Linked DNA regions of Homo sapiens: region 1 is linked to region 2. A link is a loop called in an ENCODE intact Hi-C map of the cell type or tissue named here. Cell type or tissue: mammary epithelial cell. All regions are shown on one strand. Each heading gives the region's core, and the rest is flanking DNA. Links, peaks and the distances in the headings are about the cores only. Region 1 overlaps LINC-PINT (long intergenic non-protein coding RNA, p53 induced transcript). Region 2 overlaps PODXL (podocalyxin like).

Region 1 (10,187 bases), core at 984-8,983, 440 kb before region 2:
GCCTACGATGAAACATGGTTTATATAAAGTTTCAAATCATAAAAAATAATGTCTTACATACATAACGATGAGGGCCACGTGCCGTGGCTCACGCTTATAATCCCAGCACTTTGGAGGCTGAGGCGGGAGGATCACTTGAGATTAGGAGTTCGAGACCAGCCACATGGCGAAACCCTGTCTCTACTAAAAATACAAAAATTAGCTGGATGTGGTGGCGCATGCCTGTAATCCCAACTACTCGGGAGGCTGAGGCAGGAGAATCGCTTGCACCTGGGAGATGGAGACTGCAGCGAGCCGAGATCATGCCACTGCACTCCAGCCCGGGTGACAGAGTAAGACCCTGTCTCAATAAAATAAAATAAAATAAAATAAAATATATATAAAATGATGCAAATGTAAACAAAGGTAGTAAAAGTATAAAATATGTTTGGAAATGTTAAACACTAAACTCAGGATAGTGGTTTCTACTGTAGAGGAAAAGAGCAGAATAGAATCAAAAAGAGCTAAATAAGAGGTCTCTATTTCGTCTCTATTTTTTTTTAAATCTAAAGCAAATATTACAAAACTGATGGTATTTGATAGCTTAGTCTATTTTTCTATATGTCTAGAATATTTTATTAAAGAAATAAATTTTTTAGAACTTAATACCAAGAATATTTTTTTCCTCCTAAGAAATGAGTATGTTTCACCTTCTCTAATAACAAGTTTCCATGATGTGCCAGGGACAGACATTATAGCAAAATTGAGAGACAGTGTCTGTGTGTGTGTGTGTGTGTGTGTGTGTGTGTGTGTGAACTCTTTTCAGAAGAGGTCTCATAGATTACAACACAGGGATGTGGCTTAAATAAAAATGTTAAAAATTATTAACATAATTGATGCTATTTGTCATTTTGCACTAGGCATCAATAAAAACATGAAGCAAATCTGAATTAAAATCAACACATGTGCAACCTTTTTTCTCAGTTCTGATTTTCTGTTTATATGCTATTTCATTTTATGTATTTGTGTGGTAAAGTTGCCTCAAACCCTCTGTGAAAAAAAAGGCAAGCTATTAATTAAAAAAAAGAAACATCCTTTAATAAATATTCTACCAAATCCGTACAAGGAAACACAAAACAGAAGACTCAGGTGGAATGAATGTGAACATTGAGATAGCAGCCTTGGGACCAGGTGTCAACACAAATGGTTCCATTCCTAACTTTCATAAGAAAGGCTCAAACATAGTGTGGGCTATATCCAAGTTCTCATCCTTTTGGCCACAAAAACAAACCTAAAAACCCTAAGGAATATGACAGTAATAGGAGATGTCGGAACTGGCAGGTGAGAAGTATCCTGTTGATTTAAAATGCCCCCCAGATGATTCTCATATGCTTCTCCCCACCCCCCACAAAAGCCCACAATCCCTGACCCAGTTGACACCACTAAATTAGATTTAAATTAGATTTATTCTTTAAATTTGTTAAATATTCAACAAATAGTTTATTGAGCACCTACTCTGTCAGTGTGAGGAAGTGAGTGTCTTTATACTTCTGCACAATTAGAACTGGGAAAATTTTACTAGGACTTGTGTTAAAGGACAACCTTAAAACTTAAAAGATGACTGAACAGATAGTGAGGGACTTACCTCCCCTGAGCTATGTGTTTACATTTCAGAAGGATGATGAAACCAGGACTGTGGAAATCTTCCAGGGGTTATAAACTCAAGTCTGTTGTCCTAGGTTATTGCTATAATAATCATAATTTGTCCCTGCCCCAGAAACTCTGCATCTACTTTCAGGATAACATGAATAAATATAGGTGTTCAAAACTTATCAGTCCCCAGGTACTATGCTGGTTTGTAGGCACATCTCATAACAGTGATCAAGGTGAAGTTCCTGCTCTCATATAGAGTTTACAGTCAATTGTGGTCCTGAGAAGCAAATAATCTATTACTACGTGGTGTGGTAAACGCATGGCAGGAGATGTTGTCAGAGATCAGGGAAATCTAAACTGAGAGCTGATGGTGAAGAGTTAGCCAGACGCCTTTGTCTGAAAATAAGAGAAAATCCCAAGCCGACAAAGCCTCACTATCTTCACATAACAAGAAATCCCAACAAAGGATGGCTCAGCAATGCAGTAAGGCCCCCGCCCCAGCTGTCTTTCTGCCCCGCTCCATGTGGCGATGATGCTTGGGCTAGCTCCCTTCATGGCTGCAAGACAGCTGGAGCTTGGCCCACAGTGGGCAGAACTTCTCATCCAACTCTTTTTCACCAGGATGGCAAACCTTTCTGGAAGCCTCCACCAGGCTTCTCTTTATGTCTCAAGGGACAGAACTGGGTCACATGTTCATGCTCAAACCTATCAACTGGCAAGAACAGAACCTTCCTGACAGCCGTGGGCTGTGACTGGGGCCTGAGCCTAGCTTCCCCAGAGCATATGGGTATACAGAGAAGAGTGGATTCTTAAGCAAAGTGGAGGTTCTGCTAGAAAAGAAGAGGGCACTGGAAGGTTACAGGGAAAGCGACCCATGGGATGTGCTGTAGTCATTAAAGTAATATTTCCTTTGTTTAGAAGGAATTTACGCTATTTGGCATTAACAGGAAATGTAAAGAAATAAAAGACCACCTTGTACTTAAGCAACAGCACACACATAGAATTTTAATAGAGAAAAACTAGAAATAAATGAAATTAATATGGTGTAAATTAAATAACACAAAGCTGAAAGATCATAGAGTAATAGAGGTAGATCAGGTTTTTAATAACCAGAGGCAGTTCTGAAAGAAGAGAATTATAAAATGACAGACGCTGCTTTATGTTTAAAGGCACAAAGGTAAAAATTTAGGGGAGACAAGGTAAGTTTACTCAGCCGTAACAGAGACTGCAGAACACTGAGAAAATGCACATGCAAATATAAAGCTCTTGGGGGCATACCCGAGTGTCTGTCTTGAGAGCCAAGGTTTAGCCCAGGTAAAGGCACCCGATATGTATGTCTAGAATGAATGAGTGAATGAATGAATGGAGAGGCTTGGACTTGAAATACTATTTGACAGGAGACTACTAAAGGTTGCTTATCATAGGACACGTGTGACGAAACCATTTCTGATGAAAACTCTTGCTTTCAATACATAGAATGAAGTGGAGGAGTACAAGATATAAAGCGTCATTAGAAGGCTATGAAAGTCATCTGGACATAAAGTAATCAGGGCCTGGACTGGGGACTCAAGAACTAAAAATCAGAAGTGCAATGGAAAAAAGTGGTGGTTATACATCAGTATACCTACTCTGCTTGTTTTATTTACTAAGAATGTCACAAGCATATAAGAAAGTGGTGTTGCACATTTTAGATTCATTTGTTACTGCATTATGAAAAACAGGATGGCATTTTTAATCTAGTTTATCTGATCCTGAATTTTAAGAAGGGTTTACAGCATTTCAACTAGACTACTTACCCTTGGTTTCTTTTCCAATTCCAATAGGAAATCTGCAGGACTCAATCTGATTCCACCAGAATCATGATCTCTGTGGCCTCCTACTGCTAGCTATCTAGAATGGCAGCTTTTGTGTATTTAATACTTAAAACAGTTCTGTAGCAAATTGTTCTATTAATGAAAATAGTAGAGACTCCTTCTGCCCTCTAGTTTTTCTCCCATGTATGTAATAATGACGACCCCAAAAGTAACATCTTAGACATGATTCACAACCAGACCAAATCTATGATTGAGGTAAACAAAATATATACAAAGCTAAGAGTCATTAATTAGATCATTCATGTCTCCAACATCATTTCCTGTAACAATCAATGAGAAGCAATTCACAGATTCCTTCTCAGCTGGGTGCAGTGGCTCATGCCTATAATCGCAGCACTTTGGGAGGCTGAAGTGAGAGGATCGCTTGGGGCTAGGAGTTCGAGACCAGCGTGGGGAACATAGCAAGACCCTCCTCCCAACCCCCCCCCCCACCCATCTCCATTATTTTTAAAAAGGTATTTTTAAAAAAAGAAAGAAAGAAAAACAATTCTTTCTGTTTTAACTATTGTTTGCACATATCTTATATACCATGTGGTCTTCATTTCACCCCTGGCACCTTTACTTACCTACTCTGCTTCTTCATGACTGGTCACGGTAAAAGCTAATTAGTGCTTCTGCCTGTCAGAAGACTCATTCTTGACAGTTCTTGCTGACAAGCAGTCTTAGTCACAAACAAATAGGGCTTCACGTTCAGCCAGACTCTAAGTCTCACCGTCCCTCTGGGAGGCAGCAGAGAGTTCCAGCTAACTCGAGAAAAGACAACACAGCCAGAGAGGATGGCTGCCTGCAGGCTGACAACGCTGTTTCAGAGCACCCTAACACTTTCGACACAAGTAGATTACACCGGGGGAAGAGTTTAGGGATGAACACGGGAAAAGTACATAAAATCTAAGCAAACAAACAAAGCCCTCCTCCAAAAAAAAAAAAAAAAAAAAAAAGAAAAGAAAAGAATTATTAACACCAGGGAAAACAAAAAGTTGTGCTGGAAAGAAAAGGCAACCATAGATTATATAACTCAGCTGGGAATAATGTTTTCAAAGTCCTAACAATGTAAATGCTGAATTATTCAAAATGTAATTATAATGAAAAGAAAAGGGCTATGCACATGGGGTGGGGGTGCATAAGATAAATTCTCCTGGCCGGGGCGGTGCCTCACGCCTGTAATCCCAGCACTTTGGGAGGCCGAGGCGGGCAGATCACGAGGTCAGGGGATCGAGACCGTCCTGGCTAACACGGTGAAACCCCGTCTCTACTAAAAATACAAAAAAAATTAGCCGGCGCGGTGGCGGGCACCTGTAATCTCAGCTACTCGGGAGGCTGACGTAGGAGAATGGCATGAACCTGGAAGGCGGAGCTTGCAGTGAGCCGAGATGGCGCCACTGCACTCCAGCCTGGGGTACAGAGCAAGACTCCATCTCAAAAAAAAAAAAAAAAAAAAAAAAGATAAATTCTCCTTTATCATGAGAGGTCAAAGGTAATGCCTAACACTGAAAAAGTAAGAAGAGGATAGAGCAATGCCTGTTTAGAGAGCTGGAGGTAAACAAGCAGAACAATCCGCTCTAAGAGTTGAGCTCAGAGAGCAAGGGATGGGGCAGGAGTGACAGCGGGGAGACTGCTGGTCTTTGTAACAAGCCTTGTACCTAACAAGCTCTTGGAATATGCGGGTTGTGTGCATGTACAACTTTAGAGTTAAATTAACACTAGTTTAAAAGTGGCCAAGTAGAGACTAGAACCCAGAGTTGCTTAGTTTAGTGCTTGTGCCACTGTATAATACCCTTTATAAAAAATTACATATATTTTCCACTCTTGAATATAGAGAAAACAATGATATTTTATCAAAACAATGTAATGTACTATTGTTCTTGTCAAGGGTATTGTGTTTTCATTTCATGGACAAAGAAAAAAATCAAATATTCAGCAGTTGAATTGCAGACATACCAGTCTATAATAGGGGCAGGGAAAAACACAATATTCTTGAGTAAGACCTTCTCTGTTAAGGGGCACTCTTTTATTACAGAAACACATAAACACACACAATAAAATACAATGAGGTATCTCAGCACTTTGGGAGGCCAAGGTGGGCGAATCACTTGAGGTCAGGAGTTTGAGACTAGCCTGGCCAACATGGTGAAACCCTGTCTATAATAAAAATAAAAAAATCAGCCGGGCACAGTAGCGGGCACCTGTGTTCCCAGCTACTCGGGAGGCTGAGGCATGAGAATCGCTTGAACCCAGGAGGCGAAGGTTGCAGTGAGCCGAGATCACGCCATTGCACTCCAGCCTGGGTGACAGAGTGAGACTACATCTCTATACAAAAAAAAACCAAAAAACAACAACAACAAAAAACAATGAAGTAAGCACCATAACACTTCCTTGCCCTGCCTTGGTTTCCGCATTTTTTTTTTTTTTTTTTTGGTTTTTTTGAGACGGAGTCTTGCTCTGTCGCCCAGGCTGCAGTGCAGTGGCGCGATCTCGGCTCACTGCAAGCTCCGCCTCCCGGGTTCACGCCATTCTCCTGCCTCAGCCTCCCAAGTAGCTGGGACTACAGGCGCCCGCCACCACACCCGGCTAATTTTTTTTTTTTTTTTTTTGTATTTTTAGTAGAGACGGGGTTTCACTGTGTTAGCCAGGATGGTCTGGATCTCCAGACCTCGTGATTCCCCCGCCTCGGCCTCCCAAAGTGCTGGGATTACAGGCGTGAGCCACCGTGCCTGGCCGGTTTCCTCATTTGTAAAATACCTATAGAGTTTTGTGAATATGTAATGAGGCAGTACCTATATAGTGCTTGGTGCACTTCCAAGCAGGTAGTAATTACCTGCTAAGTCATAAGAAAAATAAGTCCAAATAGACAAACTCATGTCTGTTTGATTTTAAAGCCATGCTCATTCCTTTACATCACATTTCTAAAATAATCCTATTACCACCTTATTAGACAAAACACTGATTTTGATTTTACTCCTGGGTCCACGTGGCATTAAATAAGACACATTGTGATACATATGTATAAAACCTGAGGGTTAGAAAATATTTTCCAGCTCTCTATTTACAAATATTTTATTTATTTAGAAATAGTCGCTTAAAATATGTCTTAAGAATTTGCACAATTAGAAGTGAAGTTCCTGACTTATCAGGACATAAAACTTGTAGTCAACTATTTTCAATAACCAGCAAGTAAATGATTTGTCACTAGATGGCACTGTATTGGATAATATTTTTAAAAACCTTTTTTAGCACAATGAGATCCAACTTGATTTGTCAAATTAAAAGAATATTTTCTTAGTCACAGGATGAGATAGGAGGTCGGCACAGGATACAGGTCACAAAGACCCTGCTGATAACACAGGATGCCATAAAGAAGCCGGCCAAAACTCACCAAAACCAAGATGGCAATGAAAGAGACCTCTGGTCGTCCCCGCTGCTCATTATACACTAATTATAATATATTAGCATGCTAAAAGGCGCTCCTGCCAGCGCCATGACAGTTTACAAATCCCAAGGCAATGTCCGGAAGTTACCCTATATGGTCTAAAAAGGGGAGGAACTCTCAGTTCCGGGAAATCTCCACCCCTTTCCTGGAAAACTCATGAATAATCCACCCCTTGTTTAGCATATAATCCAGAAATAACTGCAAGGATACTCAGTCAAGCAGACCAGGCCGCTGCTCTGCCTATGGAGTAGCCGTTCTTTATTCCTTTTCTTTTTTTGAAACTTGCTTTCACTTTAAAAAAGGAATATTTTCTTTCCAAAGGAGAGGGTAAGATTAAATTACTTCTGTTTTTTAAGTTATTTCATGGCTTTAAAAATTGTTAGGGTTTAATGGAAAAGAAAATAATGATATAATCAAGTTAAATGTCATTTTTAAACAAATCTGATACCTGAATAGTAAATAACTATTCTGATATCTTTTAAGCAGAAATAATTACAAATATCTCTCCTGTTTCCAGTATAACAAATAAGTACAAACACATACTTAACTGCACAACTGCAGTTTGTACTGTTAGCATTTGGTTAAGGGGAACTACATTTCCCAGAATCCTTTTCTATACATGATTCTAGGCTACAGCTAGAGGAATTCAAGAGGTATTCACTTGAGATTGGGAAGGAGGAGCTGCAGCAGCAGGCACTGCTCTCTCAAGTCATTATCCTCTTCGTGGTTAGAGGTGACAGACACAAATGCTGGCAGGGCCCAGCGTGTCCTAACACACCTCTACTCTGCTGTCCAGGTCTCCCTCACAAATATTGAGCCTATTGGTCAACAAGGGCTCCGGGCCCACCACCAGATGCGTGGCAGGAGACAAGGAAGTGACATTCAAGAAATAGTTCCTTATTAACCAAGGTATGTTTAGCAAGCTATAATAATGCAGTACATGAGTGAGGCACCTCCTCACACGGTAGCTTCAGTGTGTTAATAACGTCCTATTAATTGTACAGAATTATATAACCTTTTGTATGGGTCAAATATTACATAACATTTTTTTTTAAAGAACAAACCACATCCCAGGCCAGTCAGTAATCTATTTAAATATTTAGAGATAAGTAAGTTGAGACCACAATGTCTGAGCAAAAGAGTCAGCTAAGGAAATCCAACTTCACCACTCCTTTATTATTTACCAAATTATTATCTGGTTGTTTCTTTCATTTTGCCTGAAAACTTTCTAATATTACAGACTCCGATCCTTAACAGCCAGCCAAACTCCTAAGTCTGTGAGCCAACCACCAATATGGCTTAGTCTTTAATTTACTTTCAGTGCTAATAAACTAGATCTAGTGCTGGAACCCATAATGGGTGCAAAAACAGACTCAATAATTGTGTACTAAAATAATTAATGATTAAGTCATCTTCATATCAGATGAGTCTGATTCAACTCCCCTAATGGCAGAGTTACCACAAAGTAATACAAACAGGCCAGGCGTCCCAGCACTTTGGGAGGCTGAGGCGGGCGGATCACTTGAGGTCAACAATTCGAGACCATCCTAGCCAATGTGGTGAAACCCCATCTCCAAAAATTAGCCGGGCACGGTGGCAGTGTGTGTAATCCCAGCTACTAGGGGGACTGAGGCAGGAGAATCGCTTGAACCCGGGAAGTGGAGGTTGCAACGAGCCAAGATCACACCACTGCACTCCAGCCTGTGCGACAGAGCGAGACTCAGTCTCAAAAACAAAAACAAAAAACAAAGTAATACAAACAAAACATCAAAGCAAACAGAAAAATACAGTCCACTTTTGTGGATAAAAAAATAAGGTTCTGTGTCTGCCATGTTGTTTCTTGTTTGCCTCTGGCAAGTCATCCAGTGACATACAGTCTGAGTGATTGCTTCCAATATAGGTAACTCCCCAAGCCATACCTCTAACACTGGACATCAGCAAAGCCAGAACCCCCTGGGTCCATAAAGCACCTCTGTTCATTTGTGTGTGTTGTCAGTGTTCAGAGAGGGCTCACTATGCTCTGGGGAGTCTTCTAAACCCTTTACAACCATTATCTCATAGGCCTCCAGCCATCCTTATGACATAGGTACTATTATACATATCCTGGTGTTGACATGCACTAGATATATAGCCTTGGAAGGTTTAGTAGAGATTGAGTAGCTTTTTCCAAGGCTATACATCTGGTACATTGCAACACCAGGGTCTGAACCAGCTTGGGTCTGACTGCAGAACCCCAGTTCTCAACCATTAAATGATGGTCCATCGCCTCCACCCCCATTACATGAGAAAAGAATAAACTCTGCCTGATTTATCTTTATATCCTCCAAAAGTATGTAATGAACTTGTATTTAGTATGTGTCAACAGTTATCTGTTGACTAAATATATTCTGAGTGAGAAAGTTAGCTGAGGTACTACTGCCTTTTATCAAAGAATAATTCCTGCTCCAATTTAAACTAGAGAAGACAAGGCTTCAGAAAACCTAACAGCAATGCAGACAATGAAGACAAAAACCAGGGATAAATTGTAATCGGGTAACCCCTACACCTCAAACTTATCCCAGTTTTTAGGATTCCAACTACATTACAGGACATGCACCTAACACTATCGTCATACCTTTAGTTCTATTGACTATTCTGGGCTTCCTCCCAAAATGAATAAACTCCAAGTCTCTGCCCCTCCTGGACCTACTTAACTAAGTGGGCCAAATCCAGCCATTTTCTAAGAGATGCCAATTAGAGAATAACGTTACGTAAGGACAGAACACTGTTTAAATAGGGTATCTTTCTGCCAGTCCCCACTAGTAGGTTTCACACTTGGGTTTTGTCACCCTATCTTAATTGAATACATAGTTTTCTCCTGTAAAGACACAATATTTTGCTTTCTCTTATCTGCTAATGAGAGAATCCTACTTGGTACTCCGCAGTGAATAATAGACTTCGAGTTTGTTCAAAAACACCAAAAAATTTACTGCTATGAAAAACAAAAAAATTACTGCTATGTATCCTGGGAATTCAAATGCTATCCATCTGGACTACATTTTACACATAAAAATCTCACAGTATCCAATTATCATGGTAGGTTTAAAGCAGGGGTATCCAATCTTCTGGCTTCCCGGGACCATACTGGAAGAAAAATTGTCTTGGGCCATACATAAAATATACTAACACTAATGATAGCGATTAGCTAACAACAACAACAAAAAATCATACAAAAAAAAAATCTCATAATGTTTTAAGACAGTTTACTAATTTGT
Region 2 (10,187 bases), core at 1,262-9,261:
CCCTGGCCTTCCTTTTCCCCTAGGATATCAGATGGCTACAGACTGTGAGGAAGGAATTAGGCAGATGGTGCAGGACAGATCTTCCCCAGCCCCTCCCCCTACCCTTTTAAAAAGTAAGCCATCCCGAGTGGATAGCCTATTTCATCAGAGCTACTACAGCCGGAGCCTGACTCTTAAGACCCTGGAGGTGTGGCGTTTCACCCGAAAAATGGCAATTTCATTCCCCTAAGCAGTTCTGCCCATTTTCCTACTTGATCCCAGGGAATTTACGCCCAGAACGATGGAGACCATGGCGAAAGTTCAACATTCCACACAGGATTCCCCCTTCTCAATCAGATGAAACCTCACCATGCCCACTGCTTAGGAGCCTTCTACATGGCAGCTAACTGCCGAGCCCATAAAAGTCCTATATTGGGGAATAGACATAGCTTTGTGTTCCCCTGAGATGCCACCAGAAACTGCAAGAGAACCGCAGCAGCCCCACTAGGCTCACAGAGAAGAGGAACAGCAAGGCCTAGCTCCAGGCCAGGACAGTGGGACGTTCCCACAACAGTCTGTCCCCCAGGCTGCCCTTCATGCACCCAGCATGCACTGCGCTTTCCAGGCCCTCTTTTCCTGTGGCACAGGAGAATCAGAGTGAGTGAGATGAGCTAACTGGACGTCTGCCAACTGTCTGAGCTTTTGGCCTTTGGCAGTGGAGGGCTGGGTTAGAAAACAACTATAACAAAACTCTCAGCAACTTGAAATGTCCCTGAGTTTCCTATGATATACAGGGGAAAGCCTGTCCTTCCTGGCTGCTTTAATGGATTGTCTCTGAAGACACATCGCTGATGGGGGGCCCCGGGAAGGCCTCTCCTGCAGCCACTGCTCTTTCATACTGGGTCTCAGGGAATCACTCCCATCAGCTGAGCAGTGAACAACAAAAGGAACACGCTGCTCTCACTAGCTACAGCAGATTTTAGTCCCTGGTGGAAATGGAAGCCCAAAGAAGATCGTGGGTGGCCTCTGCAAGGAGTGCCAGGGGCAATGGGCCAGTGTTCCTGCTGACCCCTCATCAGCTGCCCTGAGATACCAGCCTGGACTCGAGTGTCCCCTTCTCTCCTCACCTGCACGCAGGTCCCCTAAGCAGACCTGGTTCACGCACGGAGACCTGTGTGGGTTAAGCCCCCATCTCACGAAGCAAATGTGAGAAAATCCGAATCCAGAACAAGGGGTTCAAGGTTATGAATAACCTGTGCTAATCCCAGAGGCCCCAGGACAGAGTAAGTGGGAACAAACACTGAGTGTAGGGAGGGGTAAGAACATAGAGGGTGGGAAGATGGGTACACGAGGCTGGGGTAGGAGAAGGAAAACTTGGGAGCTGGACTTTCAGGTCGTCAGATCCCACCGAGCCAGGATGTAGCCCTGCCCTCCTTTCCAGCCCAGCCACCTGCTGGAGTTTCACCCCTGCCCGGGACTGCTCTGGACGGAAGGCACATGTGAACACAGCAGTGTGGCATGGTGCAAATGGAATCTTTGTTCTCATCCTGGCTCTGTCACCAAGTGGCTCTGACCTTGGGCAAGTCACTTACCCTCTTCAGGTCTCGGCAATCTCACTGCAGAATGAAGGGATTCCACTAGTTCATCTATAAAGTCCCTTACGTGGCTTTTTCTTGATCTCCCTCATCATCCAGCAGCACTGAGCTCAGGCACTAGTGGGTTATTTTACAAGAGGAATCTGGACAGAATGTGATTTGTTCAGGTTGAAAAGGGAAAAATTAAGGCCCTGGGGGGATTGGGAGGGGACACCCCTCGGAGTTCACTCTCCCTCCCCAGTCTTTCCCTTCCCCATCCAAACGGCACTTGGGGTGGTTGGTCTGGAGCTCTGTGGTGCTGCTGGAGGCCACCGGCAGACCGGACTAGAGGTGTGTGTCTTCCTCCTCATCCAGGTCGTCCTTGGTCAGGTTGTCCAGAGGGACGATCCAGCTGTCCCCCAGCTCCCCGTTGAGGCTGACCACCTTCTTCTCCTGCATCTCAGAAGAGGTCTCCATCACTTCCAGTGTTGGGTTGTCATGGTAACCATTCTCCACTGTCTGCAGCTCCTCTGTTAGCCGCTGCTAGAGTGGGGAAGGTGACCGGTGAGAAGGGGGTTTCAGAGGGCTCTGAGCTTAATACAGCGCATGTACGTACCCCTCCCACTCAGGAGCCCCACTGTAGCTAAAGCAGGCCCTCATTGCTCGCCTGTGGGGCTGGCTGCTCCTGGTGGTCATTCTGGCTCTCAGCCTGCCCGGAACTAGTTGGGAACAAAGACTTGCCCCTCACCCTCACCCTGGTGGCAGAACCTGTGAAGTTAGTGGAGATGGACTTTGTTCTCCAGAGTCCTCTAAGCTCTCTCCTCCCCTTCATCCCTTCCCCCAAAACCTCCTCTCCAGGCACCTACCTCACCTATCATAATGAATGGGAAAAACACTATTAAAAAATGACCTCTCTCGGGCTGGGTGACTGAGCCCTCAAGCCTGGGCAGGATGGGTACGGTGTCTCTAGAATCATCCCTGCGGCAGACAGCAGCCATCTGGCAGAGGCGCTTTCTGTCCCTCTCAAACACAACCTTGAGTGTATGCTAGAATCACCTGGGGAGCTTTTAACAACTACACTGATGGACTCAGAGATTGTTTGAATTGGTGTGGGAGGCAGTCAGGCAAGGGAATTTTTCTAAAGTTCCCCACGGTGTGCAGGCAGGAGTGAGAACCACAGGGTCTGGGTGGCACCATCATGGCGAGAATTCTAGTAAGGTAGGCAGAAGAATTTTTGGTTAGACAGAACACCTAGGCCTGCTTCTATCAATGAATCCTCAGACCAGCTCTGCAAGGAGGTTATCCCTGCTGTGCAGATGAGGAACCTGATGCCCAAAGAGCTCATCTGACTGACTTCCTCAAGGTCAGGGCCAGGACTAACCAAGTCTCCCTGACTCCAGTCCAGGCGTGGTGACTCACACCTGTAATCCCAGCACTTTGGGAGGCTGAGGCAGGCGGATTGCTTGAGGTCAGGAGTTCGAGACTAGCCTGGCCAACATGGCGAAACCCCATCTCTAGTAAAAATACAAAAATTAGGCGGGCGTGGTGGTGGGCACCTGTAATCCCAGCTACTGGGGAGGCTGAGGCACAAGAATCACTTGAGGTTGCAGTGGGTGACACCAGCCTGGGTGACAGAGCAAGACCCTGTCTGAAAAAAATAATAATAATAAAATAAAAAATAAATAAGTCTTCCCGACTCCAAAGCCCACGCTCTGTCCTCTGCCACGCTGCCTCTGTAATGCTCTGTGGACTGAGGCGGCTGCCTATCAGGGGTGGCCTCTGCCTGTTAGAAAGGGTCCAGGGCCTGCTCCCTTTCCTCTTCTGCAACTCGGGAATCACGAGGGGAGGGTTCCTCTGGTGACCTGGGCTGCTTCCCCTGTGTGGCTGCAAACAGCTGCTTACCTGGTCCTTCCTCTGGGAGAGGCGCTGGTGGCAGCAGCCATAGAGGGCCGCCACGAGGAGCAGGAATGATGCCATGCAGACGATGGTGATGATGAGGGGCATGCTGAAGCGGTCCTCGGCCTCCTCCGGTGGCCCCTGGTCCCCTAGCTTCATGTCACTGACCCCTGCCTGCATGGGAAGTGGCAGAGAACAGGCTGGGGGCATCCTCTCTCCCTCAGCCCCCGGCTTCACTGTAGAGCCCCTCCGCTTGCAGTCTGCTAGGGTCCGTGCCGCCGCCCTCTTCTACATGCAGGCACATGACGGGGTTCCTCCCCACAGAGAGAGGGGAGTAACCAGACCTCCCACAAGGGGCTTCGGAGCCACTCTGTCCCCACACTTGGGGGGCCGCTTACCTCCTTTAGTTCATCCCATTTGTCCTTCAGCCGCTCGTACACATCCTTGGCAGGGAGCTTAGCTGTGGGAGAGGGAGACGATGCCCAATGGCCCAGCCCAGAGCGAGGCAGTGGGGGACGGGGACTGCGCCCCAAGAGAGGGACGCACCGTATCTCAGTCTCCTGAGTGTCTCTCGGGTGACCTGGGAGGGGGTGTGGCTTGACAGTTCTTAGGGAACTGAAGGGGCACCACTGTGACCCACCCTCCAATGTGGCTTCTGCATGCCCCCCATTCCCACCCATGCAGGCCCCAGCCCAGGCCCCCTTGCCCTCCACTCACTGTGAATAGTGATTTCTTTGACGACCACGGTCTGACTTCCTGGAACAGATGCCAGCCGTATGCCGCACTTATCTTGGGCCGGGTTGAAGGTGGCTTTGACTGCTCGGCATATCAGTGAGATCAATTTCTCATCCGAAGCGCCCCCTGCCTATGGTGGGGAGAGCGCAGGTGACTCCGCGGGGAGCGTGACAGCAGCCTAGGCCTGTGGGGCTGCCCTCCCAGCTAAGGTCGGGACAGTGCTGTTGCTGTGCTAGAACCTGCCTCCCTCTCTAGCCCCAGCTGGTGCTCCACGCAGGCCTGCCAGGAATCAAGGGTTGCATGCTGTTCTCCTGGGCCAGTTCCTGCCTCCTCTGTCTCGTTCCCATCAGCCCGTTCTCCGCACTGTGTTTATCTGGTCTACGCTTGCACCTTTCATTCCTTTCACCCTAGTGCCTCTTTTTTCCCTCCAAGCTGTTTGCGGATTGGGGGTTGTTTTCATCTCCCTCCCTAGAACGGGCTAGAGAGGGGGCACTGCACAGCAACCCTACCCCACAGCCCGCAGGGAGACTCCAATTCCCCCTAAACTCCCATTCACCAGCCTTTCATGCCCAGTTCGGAGAAATCAGGTGGGGAGGCTGCAGCTCTCAGCAGAAGGGTCTCTACCCCCAAAGCTGAAATACATGTGCCCTTGCCCTAGGCAGAGCCTCTGGCTCTGAAGCCACGGACAGGCTGACAGGGAAGGGGCTCCACTGAGTAGGGGAACAGGTGGGATCTTGAAGCTACCCCTAGGATATCTTGGAGGGGGTCTTATTTAGCTCTAAGAACAAAGATTGTGGCTGACGTGGCTTTAGAGCTGAGGATGAGGGGAGAAGTGTGGGCAGCATGTATCCAGTCCTGCCATGCCATCTAGGGGCACCCCTCCCTGGGGCTTCTCTGACCTGATTCTGGAATAAATGACTAAGACAAAGAAAAGGACTCTAGGGATAGCTTAGCACAGAACCCATACAAACCACCCCTAAGGTTTCTACCAGAATTTCCTTAGGCTTAGTAATTCCCCACCCTGACATCAGGAAGGGATCCAGGGTTTTCCATCTTCCTTTTCTAGCAAAGGGAAAAAAAAAAAAAGTGTCTCACAACAATCACACAGCCTACCAAGCTACATCCAAAAAGAGGGTCTGAGGAAGGGCTGGGCGGGCACCTGACTGTCCCCAGAGCCCATATCATGCAATGCCTGCCTTGTCCAATAAGCCCAGCCCTAGGAGAGCACTGCTCCCTTTTAAAACTCTGGTCTAGATGTAGGCTTTTGTAAAGTTCACTTGGAAAATGCCGGCATAATGGACACCCAAAAGAAAACAACTGCAGAAAATTCAGGCAGCATTAAAGTGTTGTAAGCCCAAATTCTCCATCCTATCTATAGACACCGTGTTCAGGTCTGTTCTAGTTCTAGTTCCTAGGGGGTGGCTGCAAAAAACCGGCACTGACCGGGAGAGGGCAGCAGTGAGCCAGCCATCTCCAGCACCCGCCGCGCTCGGCAGTTATTTACTGAGTGTGCACAGCGCACACTCCCCAGACCAAAGCCTTTGGACCCATGGAGACCGGTGGCCTGAAGGCTGCTCACACACTGCTACCTCCCTCACACAGGTGTGCTCACACGCACGCTCACCACCCAGACTGGAGAAATGCTGGCAGTGGCTCCTGCATTCCTGGGCCCTTTTCTCTCCCACCCATCCCATCAGCTCCTCAGGTTAGAGGGAGAATCTCCCAGCACTGTTCGTCCATCAAGGCTCTCAGATAGTCCACAGACCAGGAAATGTGAAGCCACAGACGATTAAAGCAGACAGACTACACCTCTCATTTTCTCTTGCTTTTCTTTTCTTTCTGTAAAAACAGGGTCTTCCTATGTTTCCCAGGCTGGTCTTGAACTTCTGGCCTCAAGCAAACTTCCTGCCTCAGCTTCTCAAAGTGTTGGGATTACAGGTGTAAGCCACCACACCTGGCCTCACCTCTCATTTTCAATTGAGACATCTGAAACCCAAAGAGATCAACTCACCAAAGTCACTCCCAGAGCTAGGGGCAAACAGGAACTAGGATCAGGGTCCCTCAACTCAGCATACTGGAAATAGTCACACAGTGAAAGCCGAGGAAACCGGGGGGTGGGAGGGGGGGGTCCAGTCCTGTGGGTGTGTCCTGACTTAGAGAAGTCTTAAACCTTGGTCTGTTGCTCTGTAAGATGGGAAAGGACCACTTCCTACTAGGAAGAAATGAGGGCCGGAAAGCAAATGCACCTTAGAAAGATGTTTAAAAATGCACCTAGAAAGAACATACATTCCCTCTCCCTCCCTCAGCCCTGCTGTGAGCCTGCACCTGGCGGCTCAGATCAGCAAGCTACTCACACAGAGGGTGTTTCCTGTGAGGTTCAGGACGAGCTGCTTCTCACTCTGTGTCTGTGTCTCAAGATCCTCACACTTTGCCTGGAAGAAGCCACTGAGATTAAGGTTTGGGCTAATAGTCATGGAATCTTTGACATTTCCCCCCAACTAAGGGGTGACCCAGATAGGAAAGAGTTCACGGCAAGCTGGAGGCATGGCTGGACCCATTCCAGAGCCAGGTATGTCCTGGCTGCGTGGCTTGAGGGCAGCTCAAGCCAGGACCAGGCTAACCAGGGAGAGGGAGGAGGGAATGGGTAAGTGCTGCTCAAAGCCCCAGCCAGGGGCCCTGCGTTGGAGGAAAGAACAGAAAACCTTGTCTTAAAGCCTCTTCTACCCGAGTCTGGGTTCTCCTACTTGCCCCACCCCTGCTGGAGTTACCCAGTTACTCTCATGAGCCACAGTGGGAGAAGGTGTTTTGGGGTATCGGTGGGTAGTTGATGCTGCTGTGGGGCTGGAGCTCATGGTCTCTGGCAGGGTAGGTGTTCTCAATGCCGTTGCCGGGCTCGTGGGCTGCACTGTCTCCTGGGAGGAAGGGGCCGTAGAGCTGGCTGGCATCTGACTGGAGGTCTGTTGAGTTCTTTGCGAGATAACCGATGACGCTGTCATTGGGAAAACGAGGGTAATGAGAAAAGATGAGTGCACCCTTGCGAGAAGAGGACAATCTTTTCTTGCTCTAATAGTTTTCCCAGGTTCTTTGGTCTTACCTCCCACAGAGACGGAAGAAGTGGACTCCTATGACAAGCCAGTGGAATAACCCGGCAAAGTCACAGCAGCCGCAGCAAACGTTCACTGAGCACTTAACTTTGTGCAAGGGACTGGGTGCCTCAAAGGTACTTTCCTACTGAATCCTCACAATCCTCTGGGGAAGGAATCGGCATCATCCCTATTTCATAAACAAGGAAACTGAGGCTCCGAGGGGCTCAGTGATTTGCCCGAGTTCCTGTGCCAACAATGGCAGGGCAGGGATTCGAAGCCAGGATTATCTCAGCCGGAGCCCGCACTCCTACTGTGTGGCACCCTCCTGTGGAGCGGTGGCCTGCTGACTTCAGACCATATGCCTCTGATATGCAGCAACATCACCAGGAGCGCTCAGAAACTCTGGGTCCACAGGTCTGAGATGGGCCATGATCCTAAGGCTCTTGATCCATAGGTAGATTTTGAAATTGATTTACTAGGTTAAGACAAGCTCTTATAAATAATAAGTAAGTAAGTAAGTAAACAGGTATCGGCCGGGCATGGTGGCTCATACCTGTAATCCCAGCACTTTGGGAGGCCAAGGTGGGCAGATCACCCGAGGTCAGGAGTTCAAGACCAGCCTGGCTGACATGGTGAAACACTGTCTCTACTTGAAAAAAAAAAAAAAAAAAAAAAAAAAATTAGCTGGTGTGCTGGTGCACACCTGTAGTCCCAGCTACTCGGGAGGCTGAGGCAGGAGAATTGCTTGAACCCGGAGGTGGAGGTTGCAGTGAGCAGAGATCATGCCACCGCACTCCAGCCTGGGTGACAGAGCGAGACTCCATCTCAAAAATAAATAAATAAATAAATAAATAGGTATGAAATAGAAACTATTCCCCTCTCAGGTTCAAGCAATTCTCCTGCCTCAGCCTCCTGAGTAGCTGGGATTACAGGCGCCTGCCACCATACCCAGCTAATGTTTGTATTTTTAGTAGAGACAGGGTTTCGCCATGTTGGCCAGGCTGGTCTCGAACTCCTGACCTCAGGTGATCCACCTGTCTCGGCCTCCCAAAGTGCTGGGATTACAAGGCATGAGCCTTTTCAGAGCCATCACGCCTGGCCCTGAAAAGTTTCTTGGTGCTTGAAGAAAACCAGGCATTACTTACGTAGGGTGGTGGTCATCCCCGGGCTTGTGAAGGTGTAGCCAGGGATAGCCACAGTGCTTGAACTGCTTGAAATTTTCATAAGATGGTCATGTCCCGAGCTTGTTGGGGTGGCCACAGGATGCGTCGAAGTGGGTTGTCGGGGGCTAAGTGGACTTGTAGGGTGAGGGGTCGTCAGATGTTCTGCCTTAGTGGATGTGAGGTCTGTGGTCACACTGTGGCTGCTTTTCCCCCCAGAGTTTGTTGTATCTTCTGCTCCATTCTGGCTGCTTGTGGTGTTAGGTTTAGCTGTGGCTGTGGAGGTTGCAACTGTAGTGGTGTCTGCACTTTTTGTGCTCTTGGGGCTCTCGATGGTGGTAGTAGGGTTGCCTGAGCCGCCTCCTCTAGCCACGGTAGTGTTGACTGGGCCTGAGACTTGCTGAGCCAGGGTTGTAGTCCCCGGTGAGTCACTGGATACACCAAGGGTGGTCGCCTTGACCGAGGCCAAGATTTCGTTGGCCTTGGAAGTGGGGACTGTGCTCTGCTGGGCTGTATCTGTAGCCATGATGGTGACACTGGATGCTGGAGTCGGTGCTGTTTTGTTAGATGAGTCCGTAGTAGTCTGGGTTGCTGTTTGTAAAGATAACAGAGAATGGAGTTAGGGCTGGGAGGCTTCCTCACCACGCTTCTCCAGCTCTTCCCCAGGATTCAGAGGCCTTGCTCGCAGCCCTGCTGTCTGCCTTGCTAAAGGCCTGGGTCTTTGGTGAATCCAGAATTTTCGGAGGTTCAAGAAACCTCTTTTTTCTGTCTTTTTTTTTTCTTCTTCCTTTTTGTGGAGAATGGGGTCTTGCTATATTGCCCAGGCAGGTCTTGAACTCCTGGGCTCAAGCTATCCTCCCGCCTCTGCCTCCCTCAGAGCTGGGATTACAGGCGTGAGCCACCACGCCTGGCATGAAACCTCTAAGAGGGCAGCTTGGAGTGCAGCAGGGTCAGAAAAGCAAAATTCTGCTGAAGGCGAGCCCAGGCCAATGAGGCCCACCACACGTGGAGGCTGTCATGCATGCCCTGCCCTCCCCGTCCAGCCCCACACACATCCCCTTTAAGTTTCTCAATATGCTACCCCAGAACCAGCTGCCAGGAACACCTCTGTCTCCTCCTCCCCAGCTCCCAGGCACGTGGCCCACAGAAAATTCCACAGACTAATGCTTCCTGAACTGCCCTGGCCCTGTTCTGAGCTTAAGCAAAAAAGACATGGGCCCTGTTCTCATGGAAGTTATATCTAGGAGAAACTGATGATAAACTGAAATTACACAAATTACTATTTCAGTACTAGGTGAGCTGTGCCAAGAAAGAAAGGCCGAGTGCCCGGACTGCATGCAGCATGGTGGCTTCACCTGTCATTTCTTGAGGAAATAGGATCTGTGTCAGGCAATGGAGACACAATGGTGAACACGACACAGAGAGTCGTACCCTCAAGAAGCTAACACTCTGGTGGGGAGGCAGAGACTAACCACCTGGACAGAGCAGCCGTCAAATCTGCTTACTACACGGAGGAAGTGAGGAAGGAAATGATGCAGAGACGAGCGGGGAGGGACCATGTCGAATGAGGGAAAGAAAGGCATCTCTGCGATGATGGTTAAGCTAAGCCCTGAAGGATAGCAAGGAGAATGCTGTGTGAAGAATGGGAGGAGAAGTGTCCCCAGCAGAAGGAACAGAATCTGCAAAGCCCCCGAGTAGGGAAAGCTGCTGACAGAAGACAAGCAGGAATGGAGTTTGGTAAGGAGGGGTCAGGTTCA

The links. Hi-C counts contacts between places; a loop is a spot of excess contacts. Peaks named below come from ENCODE experiments on the same cell type or tissue, not always from the same donor. Only the 100,000 strongest peaks of a DNase experiment are listed, where the experiment ranks them.
Region 1: it touches region 2 in a loop (15-fold over the local background); 10 of 110 quality-filtered maps call a loop at or near these places.

What each region holds. Positions count from the first base shown.
Region 1 is chr7:131,065,178-131,075,364 of GRCh38, forward strand. The region is part of intron 2 of LINC-PINT (long intergenic non-protein coding RNA, p53 induced transcript); the gene reads right to left. Among named protein-coding and RNA genes, the nearest start is that of LINC-PINT, 40 kb to the right of the region's middle. RefSeq lists enhancers at 1,312-1,456, 1,949-2,093, 4,804-4,948, 7,732-7,876, 8,568-8,712 and 1 more and cis regulatory regions at 1,384, 2,021, 4,876, 7,804, 8,640 and 1 more. In mammary epithelial cell, for the core only: CTCF peaks have their summits at 3,495, 4,230 and 6,704 (motif pointing right); DNase peaks (open chromatin) are centred at 4,224 and 7,014.
Region 2 is chr7:131,502,413-131,512,599 of GRCh38, forward strand. PODXL (podocalyxin like) reads right to left here. Exons shown (of 9, transcript NM_001018111.3): 2 at 8,416-9,021; 3 at 7,824-7,919; 4 at 6,953-7,173; 5 at 6,539-6,616; 6 at 4,167-4,314; 7 at 3,848-3,909; 8 at 3,456-3,623; 9 at 1-2,096. The coding sequence ends at 1,899. Among named protein-coding and RNA genes, the nearest start is that of PODXL, 49 kb to the right of the region's middle. RefSeq lists an enhancer at 3,247-4,161 and a silencer at 5,702-5,761. In mammary epithelial cell, for the core only: a CTCF peak has its summit at 5,634 (motif pointing right); no DNase peak of the experiment used is centred there.